Regions from separate parts of the Mus musculus genome. Here region 2 is linked to region 1. The links are chromatin loops, found by intact Hi-C in ENCODE. Cell type or tissue: left cerebral cortex. All regions are shown on one strand.

What was found. Hi-C counts contacts between places; a loop is a spot of excess contacts. Peaks named below come from ENCODE experiments on the same cell type or tissue, not always from the same donor. Only the 100,000 strongest peaks of a DNase experiment are listed, where the experiment ranks them.
Region 2: a loop joins it to region 1, with 4 times the contacts of the local background. A loop is called at or near these places in 4 of 42 quality-filtered maps.

Annotation. Positions count from the first base shown.
Region 1 is chr11:34,314,012-34,316,511 of GRCm38, reverse strand. The region is part of intron 27 of Dock2 (dedicator of cyto-kinesis 2); the gene reads left to right. It overlaps Insyn2b (inhibitory synaptic factor family member 2B), which reads right to left and starts at 1,690. Exons shown (of 4, transcript NM_001025382.2): 1 at 1,567-1,690. In left cerebral cortex, a CTCF peak has its summit at 1,761 (motif pointing left); DNase peaks (open chromatin) are centred at 232, 1,368 and 1,771; H3K4me3 peaks cover 694 bases.
Region 2 is chr11:34,418,921-34,421,420 of GRCm38, reverse strand. All of the region lies in intron 27 of Dock2 (dedicator of cyto-kinesis 2), which reads left to right. It overlaps Insyn2b (inhibitory synaptic factor family member 2B), which reads right to left. Exons shown (of 4, transcript NM_001025382.2): 4 at 1-1,702. The coding sequence ends at 1,516. Among named protein-coding and RNA genes, the nearest start is that of Gm29887, 87 kb to the left of the region's middle. In left cerebral cortex, no CTCF peak of the experiment used is centred here; DNase peaks (open chromatin) are centred at 146 and 1,197.

The sequences.
Region 1 (2,500 bases):
ATAGCCGAAGAAGGTCCTATGCGGCAAATATACCCCTCCACTCCAGCATTAAGTAGCCCCTCATCAGCCAAGTGCCTGCAATGATTGCACTTATTTTTACACGTTTGACCTAGTTTCAAACTGTGTCTCTTCATGCTGTGATTCATTAGCCACATTTTAAACCACCCGATTAGAGCGAGGTGACTCTGCCTGCTTTGCGCCAGAGACTCAGATTCAATTTCTCTCTGGAATTTAATATGCAAGTCCCTCTGGTACTCTGTTTTAAGAAGCAATTTCCTATCCGGGCACCTGGCATGCTGCTTTGGTATGGATGAGTGGCTGCCTCATGCCGTGGTAGTAAATATATGTCGATTATAGAATTTCTGCCAGGAATAAAAAGAAGAGGGTTCTAATTGGCTCAGATTGCAGGGAATCCCCCAACTCCCCGAGAACCCCATGCAACATTAAGGCTTTTCTAGGTCATTGGAGGGGATGGGAGTTTGAACTTTTAATGATATAAAGTTGGAGCAGCAGTCGACCTTAGGGCTATGTTGGCTGCCAGGGCAAATAGTCTGATTGTCACCCCAACCATCCTTCCCCAATTTCTCTAAGCATTTTAGATACGGCAGGTATGAAAGTCTGGTCTCAAACTTGTGAAAATGGGAGAGGGCCAAGACACACTTGCCATTTTGAAGACAATCTTGAAAGGGGCTAGCCGTCAGAGAAGCACTAAGTGATTCCATTACTCCTTCATTGCATGAGAAATCGTGAATGGCTATTCAATTCAAATGACAGAGCCTTTAATGAACCTACTGCCTGTGGCTCGTTCTACTTCAGGGAGTCTGTTAGTCACATCTGTGTGATCACCTAAGGATCGATACCAAAGTGAGCTAGGCTGTGGTAGAAAAATCAGGATGCTTCCGGTTCAAGATAAAGCAGTCAATTTTTGATTAACAGGCAAATGCAAGTGACTTGTCTAAACTTCCATGACAGTGCATGCAAATCCTAGTGAAAGGCACCCAACCGGGCTTTTCTACATGCTGATCTGGACAAAGAAATTAACAAGCTGGTAAAGTGACTTTGATTGATCTGTGAACTCTAACACACTGACTGATTCCTAATAAAACAATAATGGTTTATTTCATAAAATGGTCAAACTCTCCAATGAAGAATGGAAAACCCCTCTCTCTTTTTTCATTATTTAAAGATAGAAAGAAAAAAAAGGCAGAGAAGTTTCCTTAAACAAACCCTAAGAGAATGCAGCCCGTTCGAGGTAATTCCAGCAACTTGAGCTCCTCTGAGGTTCGCTCTTTGCATTTCCTCCTCTTCCAATTCAAATCAAGCCACTGGGAATAACAAGCCTTGCGGATCGAGGCGTTTGGGGCAGCCTGCAGTTCTGACAATGGTGGATTTTCACCACACACACCCACACAAGCTCACAGTCTCAGCACTCATTTAAACCAAAGATTTAAAGTAGACTGCTGTCCAAGAGACAACAGCATTTTTTTCCTACAAGATCATCGATTTAAAAAAAAAAAGAAAAAAGAAAAAAAACAAAAAAAAATCAAACCTTCCCATATCTCTTACCTCCAAGCAGTGGAATTACCTGCAGAAGATGCCGCCCCTTCCTTGTACAACGAGCCAGCCTTTGACCAGAAGCAAGATAACTCCAAACGAAGGAAAAAATAAGCCCTTTATATTGTAATTTTCACTGTTTATATGCAAGAAGTGTAGTGGGTCTGCTCACGTAGGAATAAATAAAAAGCCGAACAAACTGCACAGCAGCTACCATGTGAAAAGAAAAGCCCTCTAGTGGCCACAGGATGAATTCTTTAAGGAAGGGAGAGAAGAGAGGAGACGGAGGGAGCAGGAACTGAGGAAGCCCAGGTAAACACACACACACACACACACACACACACACACACACACACACACACACACACACCACACACACCTACCTCTAGCTCTTCAAACTCTAGAATCTCCCTTCCCTACATTTAGGCTACCCAGAGGTATGAAATCCATCTCTTAATTTCAGTGCGACCTTGTTAAGTTAGCCAGGATGCAGCTGCTTCAGCCTGGTTTGAAAGAGTTGAGTAATTTCACAAACTCACTACTACCCACCCTGGAGGTCTCGCCAGGAAATAACAAGCAGGTGGGATCCCCAAGGCTTTGGATTCCTACACTCAAAGTGGCTAGAGCCCCCTGAAAGTCTAAGCTTGGTGCTTTGGGCCAGATATCCATGTTTTCTAAACATGGGGTGGGTTTAGCGGTCACCAGCTTCTGTGCAGGTGACCTGCTTAGTCATCGAGTTCCTTCTTTTAAAAGGCCACTCAGCTGTTCCAAAATGATCCATAATACTTTTAAGTGAGGACCCTACATCTTTGCCTCATTCCGTTCTATAGCTGGCCCTGCTGACTGAGAAGGCATGACACCCCTAACGTCCTAATTGAAAAACACCAGGAAGCAAACGAGAGCCTGTACCTATGTTAGCTACTTTGGCAAATGAGTGCATGGAACA
Region 2 (2,500 bases), 100 kb before region 1:
ACTGGAAACAGAGAGAGAACATCTCAAATGACAGCCCAAGACTTAAATAGTGCAAGCCCAGATTCCTTGCCAAATTTTCCTCACTCTCCCTGAAATAGCTTTTGCACCGCAGCGCTGTGACAAGGGAGGTGAAATTGTTGGAGGTGGTTTGCTCAATTAGCCTCAATTGGCAGTGGGCTTACGCACACCCCACGTACACAGCAGAGACTCACTCAGACACCGGGTCTTTGGCAAGGGGGCGGTTATAAAAGGCTTTCTTTGCTTAAGTGTGGCTCACATTTCTGGCAGTGTCAGTCCAATCACAGGCTGGCAGAACACAGAACTGAATGCAGAGGTATCCAAGCCTTGCCTCCTCTTCAGCCCCAGTAGGTAGCAATTACTTAATCACACTGCTTTGGGAGTTTGCTTGGCATGCAAGCTTGACCGGACATCCATGAGTGGAGGTCTTGTCAACACAACGAGCTAGATCTTAAGAAGCTCAAACTTTGTGGAAGAAGGCGCTTCCATCCTCATTCTCGGTCGTGTTTCTTCCTAGATCAGGTGACCGATACCTGGTCACCAGGAAGGGTAACTGTAGAGTAGCATGTTTGGGCCTATCTACATGGTTGTCACAAGATGCATGGATGAGGAAAAAATGCTATATTGTAGGTAAGCCTTGTTAACGTCACTTGATAAGGTATACCGACATACAAGTTGCTGAGTCTTAAGACCCTTAATGTTACAGGTAAATGAACGCTAACAGGTAAATGACCCTAACGATAAAGCCCCTCTCAATTACCCCCCCCCCCACTGGGTATACAGAGACATATGATAATTAAGCAGCCCCAGAAAGACTACAGCTATGAAAGTCACCTGAGTTCCAGTAACATAGATCACACAACAGGTTTCTAATACCCATGGGCAACCTTACTCTGCCACACCCCATACTTTACAAGAAGACAGCTGCACAGCTGCTGGATTTGAAATCTAACAGCTAGTTGAAAAAGAGAACAACTTAATACAATCAGGGGGACCTGGCATTGTTAGGCTCTGCTCATTTCTGTTGTGCTTTTGGTACGGTAAATCCTAGAACCCTGCCAGCTTATTGTGTGATGTTTTCTAGGATACTTGCTCACAACCCTCCTCTTCCTGCACTGCACAACACAGGCTTATTTCTGTACCTTTGGGGTCGAGGATCTCAGGGTAGGAAGGAAATGCTTGCTGCCAGGGAAGTGGTGGGAGTGCAGTGAGCATTAGCATATGGTGGGAATCTGAGCTTAGCAGATGAGGACGAAGCCTGGCTGTGAGGGACAGGCAGCTCGGTAACAAGTGGCCACGCAAGTGTCCACAAAATCCTCTGCAAGCTGCGGCACACACTCAGGTAAGGTTGGTGAGCAGGTGTCCAGGGGTGTACCGGCTCTGAGGCACTCCTGTCTCACAGGGCAAGGGGATCTCGGCCTGCGCTTTTGCAGAGGATCGGGGATGTCTTGAGGGGATCCCCCATCTCAGGAAGGAATGCAGGAAGCCCCAATCTTCTCATATCCACCAGAAACATTTCTTCTTCACCTTCTTGCTCTTCCGCCGTAAGTCCTGTTTCTCGGGGACCGGGGCTTCTGCTGGGGATTTGGGTGGCGAAGGTGCTTCCTCAGTTGGTTCTGCCTCCTCCAGACTCTGGAGAACCTCATGGAACCTGCCTTCCTGCTGCCGGAAATCATACTCTACACTGGAAGACAGAGAGGAAGGAAGAGGGTAACTTCAAAAGAATACACACTGACTTGAAAATAACACACACCCATTACCCAGAGTACACAAGAGCAGGTCCTTAGGATCAACTACAAAGCCATTAGGGACCAAGGGCCAGGTGGCTTTAGGAGAGTTGAGCCATTTCCCAGACTCTTCCATTTCTCCCCGTTGAATTAAATTACCTTTCACGATACCTCATTTTGTCAAGTAAATCAAGCACAGATCATGTCAGGCATTCAGTAAATATTTGGTCTGGCTTTCCTCTCATCTCTAGCTAGTGATCTTCATTGTTACTATTTTTGTTAAACAGTATACATTTGTTAAACAGTATTCATGAATTCATTAACATGTAAACGATATAAAGGCACACATCACCAAACTGAGCTTAGTTTCCTCATCTGTGAAATGGGAGTAATAATGTCCCCTGAGGCTAATGAAATCAGTATATGTGAAGTAGCTGTAAATGACATGGCCAGAGCAGAGCCTGACACACTGCAATCATTTTGTAAGTGTTAACCCCTACTCCTGCATTAACATTACTGCCACTGATACTTTATGCTCTTTGAAGTGTTATGCTCTTAGGAGTATGTCTTAGAGAGCTTTACATATAAGGCTACCTTCCAGCATTCTTCCATACAGAGAGACTGAAATCCTCTTCTGTCGCTAGATAGCTTCTCCTTTTTCCTATTTCATGTGTGTTTTTGGAGTCCTTAGTATAGAGTGTATTCCATTCATACCATGTTGATTACTACAAAGGTTTCTGAGGTAAACATGAGGT